Regions from separate parts of the Homo sapiens genome. Here region 2 is linked to region 1. Evidence: chromatin loops called from intact Hi-C (ENCODE). Cell type or tissue: Caco-2. All regions are shown on one strand. Each heading gives the region's core, and the rest is flanking DNA. Links, peaks and the distances in the headings are about the cores only. Region 1 has its middle 6.5 kb from the start of SLC37A2. Region 2 overlaps CCDC15 (coiled-coil domain containing 15).

Region 1 (8,677 bases), core at 493-8,492:
ATCCTCAGTTCTTATATGGATAGCCTTATACTCTGTCAAAAATGCTTCCTATGGTTCAGTATGAGACACTTGTGAGAAAGAAGCCATTTTACCCATCAAATACCAGTCCCTACTGCTAGTAAGTTCCATGACCACCCACAGGACTGTTGGGGTAGCCAGTTGGTGTTTTATGCCCTTTAAGACACGATAACAAGTGTCTTCCCTGTTTTCTTCAAAGGGACAGAAGGATCTGAATGCTTAAGAAAGTCTTTGAGGACAAATGACATGAGAATAAGCCACTAGGTAACAGAACTCCAAAATTTTAACACATCCACAAGCATCATTTTTTGAACACATTTGCCTCCTTCCACTCCTGTCTTACTAAACAGAGAAAAGCATATTTTTTGGTAATACAATCAAGACCAGTCTTGATCAAGGGGGTAAGAACTGGGATATTAGGATAAATTGTAATTATTCAATCTTTTAAATATTCAATTTCATAGTAGGCCTTTTGATGGAGAGGCGGAGTGGTGCAGTAAAAAGAACATTGGCTTGGAGTCAGAACCAAGCCTGGTCAAGATACTTACTACTTCACTAAGCCTCAGTTCCCTCCTCTGTAAAATGTGTGTAACAGCACCCACCTTACAGAGTGCTGTAAGAATCAAAACATATGTGCATACAAAAAGTACAACAGTGCCTGGCCATATTAAATAGGTTTTGCAAATGGAGCAATTATGTGTGCAGGAGCTAATATATATGGTATTAGGGTCAGATATTGACTGCAGCTGACAGAAACCAATGACTGTCATAAATGAGAACAAAATATAGGGGTTAAAGGATCAAAATTCTTAAAAAGGATCAATGGGTATAACAAAATATATTTTTGACTGCAAAATCCTTAATATAATGTGCTTGTGTGTGTATCTGTGTATGTGTGTATATATATACAACTTAACCCACTGAGTTATTGTAAGCTTTGTGGTAATACGTGCTGAATAATTTGGGGTTCACAAGGATGTATGTATGGCTTGAGTAGAGTGTCATAAAAATGAAAGAAGTTATTGTCTTAAATATGTTGGATGCTGAAATCTCACTAAGAATTACTACTAAATTCTTCCCAGCTAACAGTCAAAAGATAGATAAGCAAGGTGACCAAAGGTATTCAAAAATATCTTATTTCTCAATAGAAGTCAAACTTCTGGAATGCTTAGCAAAGAACATCCCAGCCCTTATATAACTGGCCAAAAGTAGGGTTTCAATGTACTGAAGACTAGATTGATGGTTCATAATGGCCTGAAGAGTGGGCTTTGGAGACCTATCAGTCAACCAACAGGGCAGCCCTGCTTTCAAATGGTCAACCTCCTTAGGATACCAGTAGTGACAACAGGTATATACAAAGACAGCCTGACAGCCAGTAGTCCTTAGGAAGAGAGGAGAAGGATGAAGAAATGGTTAAATTATGAAAATTTCCCAAAGTCACCTTGTTTAGAGGAAAAATTAAAAGGAATATATGGTAATGACAAAAGTGAGGTAGTCTCAGCCTGGTCACACAGCTGGGGACAATGTTTAGTTGTTCTAGTATCTGAAAGTAACCATTCATTTACTTGCTTAATAAATATTTGTTGCCTGTAATCCCAGCACTTTGGGAGGCCAAGGCGGGAGGATCACCTGAGGTCAGGAGTTCAAAACCAGCATGGCCAACAAGATGAAACCCTCCTCTTCTAAAAATACAAAAATTAGCCAGACATGCTGGCACACGCCTGTAATCCCAGCTACTCAGGAGGCTGAGGCAGCAGAATCGCTTGAACCCAGGAGGCAGAGGTTTCAGTGAGCCGAGATCGTGCCACTGCACTCCAGCCTGGGAGACACAGCAAGACTCCGTCTCAATAAATAAATAAACAAACAAACAAACATTTGTTAAGTGACAACTATGTGCCAAGCACAGTGCTATGTGCTGAGGATACATTAATGAAAAAGACAGGCCAGGCACGGTGGCTCACACCTGTAATCCCAGCACTTTGGGAGGCTAAGGTGGGCAGATCACCAGGTCGATCGAGACCATCCTGGCTAACACGGTGAAACCCCATCTCTACTAAAAAAAAAAGTATAAAAAAAAAATTAGCAAGGTGTGGTGGCGGGTGACTGTAGTCCCAGCTACTCGGGAGGCTGAGGCAGGAGAATGGCGTGAACCCAGAGGGTGGAGCTTGCAGTGAGCCAAGATCGCGCCACTGCACTCCAGCCTGGGCGACAGAGCAAGACTCCGTCTCAAAAAAAAAAAAAAAAAAAAAAAACAGACAGACACAGTCCCTAATCCCAAAGAATTTACAGTCAAAGGGGACAGAGATGTATAGAGATAATCCCACTTCAAAAGCTTGGCAGAAGAGATCAACTCAAACAAGAAATAGGTTATATAAACAAGAAAATGTTCATGCTGATATGGTGGCACTGATCAAATAACTCCAGGAGAGTCTCAGAAGGCTTACTGTAGACAACATAAGAACTAGATTTGAAGAACAGCTTAGTGCATACCAAGTGAAGAGGAGAAAGGTGGAACCGGAAAATTGCATGTGCAAAATAAGGAACCATGAAAAAGCATGGTACATTGAAGAAATGGTGCATAAGACATTCTTTGTAGCTGGTGAGTACATGTGCAAGGTGGGGAGCTGCAGAAGATATGACTTATTACATGTGGTGAGATAGTGAAGAACCTTCAATGTCAACAATAACAGGTTGGAACTGTATTCTTTAGACAGTTGGGTGCTATAAGACAGCTTTAAGGGTGAAGACAGGATCAGATTTATGTTTTCAGAGGAGAAATGGCCATTTAACAGGGCTTTGTCAGACTTCCAGTTCTGGATGAAGATAGAAGAGATACACTTCTCTCTATTCTTCTTGCTAGGTACCGTTAAAAACCATTGACATTATATATAAAGCAAGCATAAGAAAACTCTGAAAAGTGGAGAGAAGACAGATCAGCGAGGGACCTTGAGATCTAAGGAAAGACAGTGGTGAGTTATCTGGGTTTGCTCTTGGCTTCATATATCCCGGACTGGGTGCTGAAGAAGCCAGCAAATCCAGAAGCACCAATGACACAGACAGAACACCAAAGCTCTCAGAAATGCTGGCTCTGTCTAGCCACAGGACCAAGGAAGGGGTAGCGTGGCAATAACCACCCTGCTCCAACTAAACCTCATAGAAAACACTGCAGCCCCACCCCACCTTATCAGCAAAGGCCAGTGGGGAACCTAGACTTCCACTTGCACCTGGCTGTAATGAGGGGTGCCCCCCCGCCCACCGCCTGGCTGGTGTCAGAGAACTCCAAGTGGGAAAGCAGGACTTTCACCACCTTCCAATGGTAAAGAGCGCCCCACCCCAACCACCAAGGTGTCATGGAGGTCACATGGGGAGCAGTAAGGAGCCCATACAGGGCGATATCAATGGAGGCCTAGTGGAGAGCCAGAACTCCCACCCTTTCAAGCAGTAATGAGGTGCCCTGCCCTGCCTCCCCGAACCAGGGATGTTAACAGAGGTCAAATAGGAAACCTGGACTTTCACCCCCCGCCACCCCTGGCAGAGTAGATAAAAAACATTACCCAAATACATGCTGTCACTTTCCTAAGAAACTAAAATACACTTACCATACACTTATTGTGCTCCTGGGCTTTTATCCCAGATAACTGAAAATTTCCATCCATACAAAAACCTGTACATGAATTGTCCATAGCAGCTTTATCTATAATAACAAAAAACTGGAAACAACCAATATGCCCCTCAATAAAGTTAAACAAATTGTGGTACATTCATACCATGAAATACTACTCAACAATAAAAAGAAATGAACTATTGACATAATGGCATTATGCCAAGTGAAAAAAAATCAATCTCAAAAGGTCACATACTGTATGATTTCATTTATATAACAATCTCAACATGACAAAATCATAAAAATGGAAAAGGGATTAGAGATGGACTGGAGTTAAGGAAGGTGGTGGTTGAGAGGGGTGTAACTTTATAGGGGTAACACAAGGGAGGTCTTTGTGGTGACAGAATAGTTCTGTATTTTGTTTGCATTGGTGTTTACGCAAATCAATGCATGTGATAAAATAGCAGACACACACATACTGTACTACGGTTATGTCAAATGTAATCACTGGGGAAAACTAGGTAAGAGGTACCAGGACGCCTCTGAACTGTTTTTGTAACTCCCCGTGAATCTATCCTTAGTTTATAAAAGTCTTATATATATAAAAGCTCTGTCAACTTTAATTTCCTTTTAGTAGTTCTCAGTTTTCTAATTCCAGAAACAGGATGGGAGAAATTTACTTTTTAAGTAGAAATCTTTCCTTTGGAGAATATGCTATGGAGCAGCATGGTCAGCTGCCCATATTAACTCAAGTACCTCACTAGCAATACAGATTTCAGTACTGTGCCTTGGATTCCAAGTTACGATACTCGTTTTTTTTCTTCAACTTTTAAGCTCAGGGGTACATGTGAAGGATGTGCAAGGTTGTTACATAGGTAAATGTGTGCCATGGTGGTTTGCTGTACAGATCATCCCCTCACCTAAGGATTAAGCCCAGCTATTCCCCCTGGTGTTCTCCCTCCACACCCAGCCAGTGCCACCCCCAGCCCCCACCCCGCCTCTGACAGGCCCCAGTGTGTGTTGTTCTTGCCATGTGTCCCTGTGTTCTCATCATTCAGCTCCCACTTGTAAGTGAGAACATGCAGTGTTTGGGTTTCTGTTCCTGCATTAGTTTGCTGAGGATAATGGCCTCCAGCTCCATCCATGTTCCTGCAAAGGACATGATCTTGTTCCTTTTTATGGCTGCATAGTATTCCATAGTGCGTATGTACCAAATTTTCTTTATCCAGTCTATCATTGATGGGCATTTGGGTTGATTTCATGCCTTTGCTATTGTGAATAGTGCTACAATGAACATACCTGTGCATGTATCTTTATAATAGAATGATTTATATTCCTTTGGGTATATACCTAGTAATGGGATTGCTGGGTCAAATGGTATTTCTGTCTGTAGGTCTTTGAGGAATTGCCATACTGTCTTCCACAATGGTTGAACTAATTTATACTCCCATCAGCAGTGCAAAAGCGTTCTTTTTTTCTCTGCAATCTTGCCAGCATCTGTTGTTTTTTGACATTTTAATAATAGCCATTCTGACTGGCATGAGATGGTATCTCATTGTGGTTTTGATTTGCATTTTTTTAGTGATCAGCGATGTTGAGCTATTTTTTTAAACGTGTAACTCTGCTTTTATCGAACAGCTTCATCGGCACCTCTAGACGGCTAGGAGATAATACTCCTCCCTACTACTCAGACAAACAAATTTAACTTGCAGAGAACAGACATGCCTGGTTCACACAGTGATGCTGGTGGAAAGATGAGACAGAAGCTCTCCCCAAGGGCCACTCCATTTGTAGAAACAGATTCCTTCTTATCATTTGGGACTAACCTCTGTCCCTGTGACCAATTAAGCCTATGATAGGCTTAATTAAGCCTAAGATAGGCTCAAGGAAGTTGTGGGAATGCCTCCCTGCCTTACACTGCTCCTTAGGTCTACAACTAGGAATGCATTCTTATTGTAACATCGTGAAGCAAGAGGAATGAAACAGGGAGAACAGGTTGAACAAATGAAAATGGAAATGGGTTTAGAAATCAAAAGCATGTGACTTCAAGAAGAACAATCATGCCTTTCACAGGCAAGGACTGAAAGGTCTTCAAGTGAAGAGTTTTATTAGTAAGATTAAAGAAGGTCTGAATAAACAAACCAGCACTACACAATAAAGACTGAAGATATCCCTGCTGCCTCTAGATGTCTACAGCATCCCCAACAGGTAAGCTCCAGATCTGGAAAAACTCAACTCTTTCATCTGCTTTGTCCCAGCAAAAACTTCATCCTAGAATTTCCCTACAACTCTGTAACACTAGCCTGAGAGCCCTGGCTCCTAGTACACTGTTGGCATTCCTTATTGTAAAATATACGAAGAACAGGCTACAAGAGTCAGGAATCAAGATCAAGATGGAAATTTCTGGGAAAAGAGTGCTGATCCACTCTACCTTCTTAGAAACTCATTCTCAAGCCCAAATGTTTCTTTCTTCAAAATTAACATCCAAATGTTCACTGTATGCCAAAGCATGCCTTAGTAATTTCTATTTTCTTTCCTTTTTTTTAATTAAAATAATTTGTTTTAGAGACAGGATCTTTCTCTGCCACCTAGGCTGGAGGGCAGTGGTGCTATCATAGCTCACTGCAGCCTCGAAGTCCTGGGCTCAAGTGATCCTCTCATCTCAGCCTCCTGGGTAGCTGGAACTACAGGAATGTACCATCATGCCCAATTAATTTTTTTTTTTATTTTTGCCTTTTTAGAGATAGGGGCCTCGCTATGTTGCCCAGGCTGGTCTCTACCCCTGGCCTCAAGTCATCCTCCCCCCTCAGCCTTGGGATGACAGGTGAGAGCCACCATGTTCAGCTTGTCCAGTATTTTCTGATCACTGTTACTAAACCTTTTCTCCCCCTTCTTAGTAATGAATTGAAACAAGTACTTCCTAGTTTATGATAACAGAGTTTCAGCTAGAGAGAAATGGACATGCCCAGATATCTCTAGAAAAGCCAGAAAACACTTCAGTTTCTTTCATGTTATTGTCTTATCAAGTCCTCGTCTACTGCACAGAATGAAATTTAAGGCACGCACACACACACACACACACACACACACACACACACACACCTCAAAATTTAACAATCCAATCACGTTGAAAACAGATGCACTATGAACAAATACACAGTCCAGTTAACAAGTATTTTAAAAGTTAAATCTGAAATTCCTTATGAAAACTTCCAGCAATGTAAACTGAAGGAGACTTTTGTGGTAAATTAAAATGCTTACCGTACTTATAGTTAGATCCAATCCAATGAGACCGGCCTTATTTTGTGATCAAGCATAGTCTTTCTTTCAGACTATTTTGATCGAAATGGGAGAGGATGTAGAAAAAAATTTATGTTTCAGTGGAAAATAATGTATTGTCTAGAGGACACCCCTCCAAAGTGACCTGATTTTAGCCTAAAGTTCTCCTTGGTTTAACAATTCTGCAAACTGTAGATAAATATGAAAAACATCAGTTTTGCCTCCATTTGCACATCCAATCCAACATTCTTTTATCTATATAAATTTGTGCATTTTTTTCCTTTTTTCTTGGAACCAGTTGAAACATCTACTTATTTCCCTCATGAATTAAATGTTTAATGCACGTTCATTTTTATATCTGTATGAGTCATGATCTTACCTTTTTATGAAAATTATCTTTTAAGATATATAAACATTATCATATAATTCAGAAAACCTATATGCTAAATAGTTACAACTAGTATACTATATAATTGGGCAGGAATAATTGCTTCCGAGTGAGAGAAATCAGGTTAAGTGTTCACAGACAGATGCTACTAGTACTTTGCCTTAAGAGTTATTAGAATTTTAAGACTCAGAATTTGAAGAATATTTCAGGCAAACAAAAGGCCTGTTAATCCTAAGGGACTCTCATGGTAATGGACCTAGCCAGCTTTTAGAGTCCCCAAGGAGAGGCCAGACTCAGTCCCGTGTGATTCATGCAGGGGCAATACCCAACTTGGAACCAATCCCAGTGAATCTGTCTACCATCCTACCTGGCAAGGCTTACAGTCCCAACTATTCAACTGAAGAAAGGCTCCTGGGAAACACAGAAGCATGAGGTGTGATGGTAACTGGGATAAGTGGCTCATGGATCCAAAGCAATGTGTCTTGAAATGAGCATCACAACCCACTTCCTGTGTGTCATACAGCAGAACTATATACCACATGCTATACCACAACCTGAATAAATTCCCTATTCCTGCTGCCTCAGTGGGCCAGGTAGTAGTGATATGGATCCAATTATATCCTACTTCTGGAGTCAAACTAAGCTGTATTAACAGCTATTCATCTCTACATTTCTATTTTGCTAATAGTGAAAAGGAAGAGGTAGGTCAGGGGTTCAGAAAATGTAATACATATAAAAATACATATTCACAGAGCATTAACTCAGTCTCCAGCTATTATGGTTTACCTGTGTCAGATTACATTCCTTGATGAATGGATTTTTCCAATGTGAGCCACTGTATGTAAGTCTATTAGACTAGTTAAAATCACCTCTCCACAGTTTTCAGAGACCCATGTCTAGTTAACTACTGATTCCTATTGTGTTGGCTCAAGTTCCAATCTTGCTCCACTTCAAGCTCTGTTTTCCATTGTTAATCTTAGCTCAGTCCTGGTCCTTGCCTTGTATCTTTGTCATCCTCCTCTTAGTCTTAGCTCTGTTTCAGATCCCCCCTTATCTACCATCCCTGACCCAAGTTACTTATAAGGTAAGAACAAGGAGTTACAGCCATGTGAGAAAACACTCTAAGCCCTAAAAGACAGAGCTGTATCACAGTCACGTTTTATGTGTAGGATGTAATGTCCTAATGTGTGAAAGAAAAAGTGGTATTGATCATGTGTATGCCAAATGCTTTGAACTCATTAGAGAAAACACTGTGCCCACCTGGCAAAAAAGGACAGACATGTCCTCTTCCTCCAGCTGAACCATAACTCAATTCTGGCAATGTGATAAGATGGGTGTAACTTGTTGGATGTGGGTACCTACAGCTTTGAACCAGGAAGGATTTAAAC
Region 2 (8,677 bases), core at 182-8,181, 86 kb after region 1:
AAGAAAGCAAACAAAAGCAGGATAAGTTTTAATTCCAAATGCACTAAGTGTTCCAACAGGAAAACAGGTCCCTATTATTAAAAAATGCCAGATCTAAGACAACAGGATTACTTGCAAAGGAGACTTTGATGTGCTGATAGTGTGGTACAACATTATTGTCATTATTCTAGAGATTGTACTTTGTAACTTGGTTTAAGGGCGGTTACTCAAACTGTTTTTTAAGAAATAATGTATACTTTATATAAAGCATGTACACAAAAATATGAAAACCTAAAGTCTGAATTAATACACTTGGAGATCACTGACCAGACACATTCCTTACCTTCTATCCACCTTTGTCAATAAGGAGTTATTTCTTCAAGTGCTCCATATATGCTTAATTGCTTTCATCACTGCTTGCTAGGACTCTATTCCTAGTTTCCTTAAAGCCCTTTTATCCCCAATTTACATGACTCCTTTCACCACCCTCAACATTTGAAGACCATAGCTACTTAAAGTCTTTTCTTGAATCTCCCTTCCTCTTCCTCCAAGAAGCCTTCCTAAATTAACTTAGAACACAAATTCAAACATTTCAAAAGAACCAATTTGTTTCAACTACTTTAAGTAACACCTAATAAATGACTACTAATATTAAATGTTGATTTCGTGTTCATTCCTTATCTCCAGAAATTTCAGTATGCGGCTATTTTGATTTCTTTTTCAGAGAAGCACAGCCTATTTTATATCTCACAAATTTGCAAAGAATATCTCATTAGGGAAACAAATAAAACATATATCATTTTTAAGATAAGCACTGTAGGCCAGCCGTGGTGGCTCACACCTGTAATCCCAGCACTTTGGGAGGCCAAGGCAGGCGGATCACCTGAGGTCAGGAGTTCGAGACCGAGACTAGCCTGACCAATGTGGTGAAACCCCATCTCTACTAAAAATAAAAAAATTAGCCGGGCATGGTGGTGCACACCTGTAATCCCAGCTACTCAGGAGGCTGAGGCGGGAGAACTGCTTGAACCCAGGAGGCAGAGGCTGCAGTGAGACGAGATAGCGCCACTGCACTCCAGCCTGGGCAACAGAGACTCCATCTTAAAAAAATAAATAAATTAAAATTAAAATTGAAAAATAAAGATAAGCACTGTATCACGTGGAGGAAAAGTATATCCTGTACTAGTCAGTAAAATTATGGCAAAGCCAAGATCGCTACTAATCCACTCATTGGAAGTTTAATAATATCAATTATCCCTTGAAGAGAAATGATGGTTATGACTTCTCTACAGAAAATACAAAAAAAATTTGCTGTAGTGGCACACGCCTGTAGTCTGTTACTCAAGAGGCTGAGGTAGGAGAGGTGGAAGGATTGCTTGAGCCTGGAGTTCAAGGCTGCAGTGAGCCAAGATTGCGCCACCGCACCCTAACCTGGACGACAGAGCAAGACTCTGTCTTAAAAAAAAATAAAATAAATTTTATGGCTTTATTAATAATTACCTAAGGATGAAAACACTCTACTCTACCAGCCCAGATTTTTTTACAGCACATCACCTCTATTTAAGCTTGTTTTCAGAGGTCTATAACTCTGTCCAGAGAAATCAGATTGAAACATACTACTCTTTGTTTTGCCAAGCGGAAGACTTCTAGATTTGGTCAGCTGCGGAGTGGCCAAAGGGAATCAAGATAGAGCTGTTCACAATGCAAAAAGAGATATGTGTAGTTGAAATTATAAAAAAAAAAAAATAGCCCCATGACTATGCCTCCTTTTATTCATTGACACTTAAGGTAGGTGTTATTACCCTGCACCATGTGACCAAGGATTCAAAAATCCCCATTGTAACAAATTTGAAATAGGGATTCAGAATTTTCATTTCCCATCAAGTCCAAACCTCTATTAGAGTCACATTGATTATAGGCCCTTAAGCAGGATATTTCAACTGCTCCAAAAGCTAGAATATACATTATTTTTCTTCTGTTTCTCTGTAGTTACCATAACCCTTCACCAAGCCTCAATCTTGGAAAGGCTTTTTCAATGACATGCTTTGAGGACTGTCATTGGGTGAATAATGGCCACCCAAAGATACCAGGTGTTAATCCCTAGAACCTGTAAATATTACTTTATAAGAAAAAAGGGCCTTTGCAAATGTGATTAAGTTAAGGATCTTGAGATCTTAAGGACATTGAGAAGATAATCCTGGATTATCCATACGGGTCCTAAATGCCATCAAAAGTGTCCTTACGAGAGAGGTAGAGGAAGATTCAACATACAGAAAAGGAGGTGATGTGAAAATGGCATGCAGAAATTGATGTGATGCAGCCACAAGAAAAGGAATGCCAGCAGACACCAAAAGCTGGAAATGTCAAGAAACAAACTTTCCCCTAGAACCTGAGGATGGAGCACAGCCCTGAGGACACCTTCGTTTTGGTTTAGTGAAGTGGATTCTGGACTTCTGGCCTCCAGAACTGAGAGATAATAAATTTCTGTAATTTTTTAAGTTATTAACTTTGAGGTAATGTGTTACAGCAGCCACCAGAAACTAATACAAAGACTAAAGTTAATGTTAACAAGCAATTTAACAAAAACATAGAACCCAGGGGGATATTATAAATTAAATTATGCAATAATTCAAATAAACAAGTAGATAAGCACATTTCTCTGCAAGATGATGTTGGTCATTACATATATATGTAATTGTGTGAATGTCTGTGGTATATATATACATTTGTATGTATACTTACATATATGTTTAAATGTACATATGCATATGTGCATGTGTTGTATGTGTGTAAATACTCAAAACATAAAATTTGACCAAAAGTCTTTTCTATCTAGAACCTTAGGCACACTATTGATTCTTTTGTAGTTAACTGTTATTAACAGACTACGATTAAATCTCTAAGGCTTAGATTCCCTGATGAAGATGAATTACTCATAATTAGATAAATAATTAGATAAATAGAAAACCTAGCAAATGAAAAATCAATATAACTCCAGATAAAACAAAAAGCCATACATAGACGGAAACATAATCATAGTTTACTCATAGATCAGCTGTGACTAATGTTTATATAGTCATAACAACATAAATGTTTAATATAGATCTAAGCAAAATTACAATATAACTATAAAGAGAGGACGGGAGTGGAAAGAGTGCATGTGTAGTGGTGGCAGGGGAGAGAAAGAGGAATAAATCCTCATCCTTCCTAGTGGTAAATCAATAAAAAATGCCTAAATTTTTTTTAATTAAGAAGGAGTATTACTAGCATGTTGCTCAGAAATATGAATATTAACACCAAAAGACAAAACTAAAAGAATGCAAATAGTTGCTTCTGAGGAAGATGAGGAAATGTGCAAAGTACTTATCTTTTTTAATAACAATGCATGCAACTATTTACTTTACTTGTTCAAACTATGTACATATATACTTTCAATAAAACTCAGTGTAAAAAATGAGAAAAAAAATCCCAGACAATATCCCTCAAAAAGCTTCCTCTCATGAACAACATAAACATATAAATGCATTTTTGGTTCTCATATTGCATATATAAATACATATGTACATATATCAGACCTCAGGAATATCCTACAGAACATGGGCCTAAATTTTAGCTTGGAGCAGTTTGTTATTACCGACCTTCTGAAGCCTACTTCTGTCAACTCATCAAAGTCATTCTCCATCCAGCTTTGTTCTGTTGCTGGCGAGGAGCTGTGACCCTTTGGAGAAGAGATGCCCTGGTTTTTAGAATTTTCAGCTTTTCTGCTCTGGTTTCTCCACATCTTTGTGGTTTTATCTACCTTTGGTCTTTGATGATGGTGACCTACAGATGGGGTTTTGGTGTGGATGTCCTTTTTGTTGATGTCGATGCTATTCCTTTCTGTTTGTTAGTTTTCCTAACTAACAAACCATTGCCAACAAAACTTTGCTTGCACTGACCCCTAGAGACTATATCCCAGGTATACCAGACAACCAATCACAGTGCCTTCTAAGGAATACTGCCAGGCCTACAAGCCCTATTAAAGGGGCGGCCTTAGGCAACTTCCTCCCTAGCCTTAGCTGACTGGAGCAAGGGTTGTGTAGTAATATGTCAAATAAAAATAGGCCTTGATGCAATGTCTTCTGCACACCAAAAAAAATGTCTATTTTGCACACAGAAACATAACTTTAACAATTAGCAAAAGCACTTCTTTGTAACAAAACGAAAATTGTAATATATAAATTTTGAGATTTAAATCTTAAAATCTAAAGCAAACTATGATTAGATAGTAAAATTTAAAGCATCAAGCAAATATGAAGGATAAAATTTGAGAAATATAGATATCTAACTAGGACACTGTTCATATTTTCTTCAGTTCTTTTTAACTTGTTTGTGTAATTTTTTAGCCAATCAAGAATAAGATAGAATTTACATGTAACTGTATAAACAAAACAATTAGTAATACTATGTAGGTCATGGGAAAAGAGTATAGATGAGATCTAATATTTATAGAATTTTACCTACTTTATTATCATGGAGGACTAATACCAATGTAAAGTGTATTGTTAAGGCCATAAAAATCTAATCAAAGTTGAATTCTATTCAAGTATAATGTAGTTTATTTGCAAATGATATCATACTGATTTTTAAATGTGTTAGACTTTTCAGTGGCCAGAAAATACCATACATTAAAAGTTGAACTCACATGAGCCACTTTTTATAGCCCATGAATCCCAGTGCAATGCAGCGAGTTGCATTATCTTTCTTTTGTCACAATTGCTATCAATCTATAAGATGGCCAGTAATGTAGACCTAATGCAAAAAGGCAAGCTGGGCCAATAAATATTCCTTACCTCAGATAATAAACTAGGAAATATCCAGAGAAAAGTTAGAGAGAGGACTTGAACATAAAAGGTCCTAAACTGGAAAAAAGAGGCTAACGGGTCCTCAAGTATACCAAAGTTATGAAGCTGTGATGAGGAGATGACAATACCAGTTAATGGTAGAGAAATGAGAAAATAAGAGGGAAGCATACATGTAGAAACAAGGTGACCAACTATACTAGTTTACCTAGAACTGTCTCAGTTTTAGCACTGAAAAGTCCCATGTCCTGGAAACCCCTCGATCTTAGACCAATAGGGAAGGTTGGTCACCCTATGAGAAGAACTGAATCAATCAAGCTACTGATTAAATATTAGTGTGAAGATCAAATATCTCATGCTCTTGGGGTCACTGGAGCTCACATCCAGAAAAACTCACATCCAGAAAAACTCTCCAGTTGCATTCCTCAAAGGAGTTTGGATTTGTGTGAGATTCTGATTCTTCCCTTATTAACCCATGTGTATTCTTCAAATAAACTTTCCCCTTGTTTGGGTTAGCCTGAGTTCTTGCAGGCAAAAGTGTCTGACTGAAATACTAGTTTTTTCAATGGTAGATTACAAGAATTTAGCAGGCTATTTCACATTACTTAAAGCTTTACTACAAAAAGTAATTATTTCCATGGTTTTAAAAAGCTGGAAAACTAGCACTGTAAAGAGAGAATAAAAATAGAAATAAGATAGTAAAAGATTCAGTGAGAAACAAAAAGCTGGAATAAACCATGCTAGAAAACAGTAGCAAACTGAATAGGGACAGATCAATAAAAAGTTATTATATGGTAAGACTAAAACAATGATCAGTTGTTCTTCAATTCCTCACCAAAATGCCGCTTTCAAGGGACATCACAGAAACTGAATCCCTAAAGATAAATATCAGTCCTAATGAAAACAAAATACTGGTTCTATATATTATAAGACACTTGAAATTTCTTCCAGTCTACAATTCTAGCTCCTACCTTTAGGCAACTAATCTTAACTGACCTTTGAACAAGTAGGTAATACCAAGTATTATCAAGCAGAGGGTGAGGTAAGGGGTGCGGATTAAGAGCACTAGTGGCCAAATCATATTTAAAATACAGTATTGTGTTGTTTTTGAGGTCCTATTTCAGAAGAATATTGAAAAACAAAATAGTATTCAGAAGAAATCAATAAGGCATTAGGAATATAGAAACCCAAAAAAGAAAAATGATAACTATAATCAAATACTTGAAGTGCTCTCAGATGCTATCTTATTTTTTATTACCTGAGAGGGCAAAATTAAGACCAATGGATAAAAGTTATAGGGAGGAAGATTTTTGACTCAACATGTTGAAAAAATAGTTGCAATAATTTCAAGTCTTCTAAAAATAAAATGATCAGTCTGAAAAAGTAATGAGTTGTCCAATAGTGGAGGTGTTGTGGCAGGAATTAGATGGCCACATATGGAGATAATATAAAAAGAATTGGGGGGTCCATTCCAAGATGGCTGAATAGGAACAGCTCCGGTCTGCAGCTCCCAGCGTGATCGACGCAGAAGACAGGTAGATTTCTGCATTTCCAACTGAGCTACCTGTCATCTCCTTGGGACTGGCTGGACAGTGGGTGCAGCCTACGGAGGGTGAACCGAAGCAGGGTGGGGCATCGCCTCACCCAGGAAGTGCAAGCAGTCGGGGGATTTCCCTTTCCTAGCCAAGGGAAGCCATGACAGATGGTACCTGGAAAATCGGGACACTCCCGCCCTAATACTGCGCTTTTCCAACAGTCTTAGCAAATGGCACACCAAGAGATTATACCCCGCACCTGGCTTGGCAGGTCCCACACCCACAGAGCCTTGCTCACTGCTAGCGCAGCAGTCCGAGATTAAACTGCGAGGCAGCAGCCTGGCTGGAGGAGGGGCGTCCGCCATTCCTGAGGCTTCAGTAGGTAAACAAAGTGTCTAGGAAGCTCGAACTGGGTGGAGCCCACTGCAGCTCAACGAGGCCTGTCTGCCTCTGTAGACTCCACCTCCAGGGTCAGGGCATAGCTGAACAAAAGGCAGCAGAAACTTCTGCAGACTTAAACGTCCCTGTCTGACAGCTCTGAAGAGAGCAGTGGTTCTCCCAGCATGAAGTTTGAGCTCTGAGAACGGACATACTGCCTCCTCAAGTGGGTTCCTGACCCTCCTGTAGCCTAACTGGGAGACACCTCCCAGTAGGGACCGACTGACACCTCACACAGCCAGGTGCCCTCTGAGACGAAGCTTCCAGAGGAAGGATCAGGCAGCAATATTTGCTGTTCTGCAATATTTGCTGTTCTGCAGCCTCCACTGGTGATACCCAGGCAAACAGGATCTGGAGTGGACCTCCAGCAAACTCCAACAGACCTGCAGCTGAGGGACCTGACTGTTAGAAGGAAAACTAACAAACAGAAAGGAATAGCATCAACATCAACAAAAAGGACATCCACACCAAAACTCCATCTGTAGGTCACCATCATCAAAGACCAAAGGTAAATAAAACCACAAAGATGGGGAGAAACCAGAGCAGAAAAGCTGAAAATTCTAAAAACCAGAGCACTTCTTCTCCTCCAAAGGATCACAGCTCCTCGCCAGCAACGGAACAAAGCTGGATGGAGAATGACTTTGACTAGTTGGCAGAAGTAGGCTTCAGAAGGTCAATAATGACAAACTTCTCCGAGCTAAAGGAGGATGTTTGAACCCATCGCAAGGAAGCTAAAACCCTTGAAAAAAGATTAGACGAATGGCTAACTAGAATAAACAGTGTAGAGAAGATCTTAAATGACCTGATGGAGCTGAAAACCATGCACGAGAACTACGTGACGAATGCACAAGCTTCAGTAGCCAATTTGATCAAGTGGAAGAAAGGGTATCAGTGACTGAAGATCAAATTAATGAAATGAAGTGAGAAGTTTAGAGAAAAAAGAATAAAAAGAAATGAACAAAGCCTCCAAGAAATATGGGACTATGTGAAAAGACCAAATCTATGTTTGATTGGTGTACCTGAAAGTGACAGCGAGAATGGAACCAAGTTGGAAAACAGTCGTCAAGATATTATCCAGGAGAACTTCCCCAACCTAGCAAGGCAGGTCAACCTTTAAATTCAGGAAATACAGAAAACACCACAAAGATACTCCTCGAGAAGAGCAACCCCAAAACACATAATTGTCAGATTCACCAAGGTTGAAATGAAGGAAAAAATGTTAAGGTCAGCCAGAGAAGGTCGGGTTACCCACAAAGGGAAGCCCATCAGACTAACAGCGGATCTCTCGGCAGAAACTCTACAAGCCAGAAGAGAGTGGGGGCCAATATTCAACATTCTTATAGAAAAGAATTTTCAACCCGGAATTTCATATCCAGCCAAACTAAGCTTCAAAAGTGAAGAAATAAAATCCTTTACAGAGAAGCAAATGCTGAGAGATTTTCTCCCCACCAGGCCTGCCTTACAAGAGCTCCTGAAGGAAGCACTAAACATGGAAAGGAACAACCAGTACCAGCCACTGCAAAAACATGCCAAATTGTAAAGACCATCGATGCTAGGAAGAAACTGCATCAACTAATGGGAAAAATAACCAGCTAACATTATAATGACAGGACCAAATTCACACATAACAATATTAACCTTAAATGTAAATGGGCTAAATGCCCCAATTAAAAGACACAGACTGGCAAATTGAATAAAGAGTCAAGACCATCAGTGTGCTATATTCAGGAGACCCATCACACGTGCAGAGGCACATATAGCCTCAAAATAAAGGGATGGAGGAAGATCTACCAAGCAAATGGAAAACAAACAAAAAAAAAAAGCAGGGGTTGCAATCCTAGTCTCTGATAAAACAGACTTTAAACCAATAAAGATCAAGAGACA

Evidence for each region. Peaks named below come from ENCODE experiments on the same cell type or tissue, not always from the same donor. Only the 100,000 strongest peaks of a DNase experiment are listed, where the experiment ranks them.
Region 2: it touches region 1 in a loop (2.8-fold over the local background); 7 of 110 quality-filtered maps call a loop at or near these places.

The regions. Positions count from the first base shown.
Region 1 is chr11:125,052,431-125,061,107 of GRCh38, reverse strand. No RefSeq gene overlaps it. Among named protein-coding and RNA genes, the nearest start is that of SLC37A2, 6.5 kb to the left of the region's middle. In Caco-2, for the core only: no CTCF peak of the experiment used is centred there; no DNase peak of the experiment used is centred there.
Region 2 is chr11:124,966,402-124,975,078 of GRCh38, reverse strand. All of the region lies in intron 4 of CCDC15 (coiled-coil domain containing 15), which reads right to left. Among named protein-coding and RNA genes, the nearest start is that of CCDC15, 17 kb to the right of the region's middle. In Caco-2, for the core only: no CTCF peak of the experiment used is centred there; a DNase peak (open chromatin) is centred at 3,990.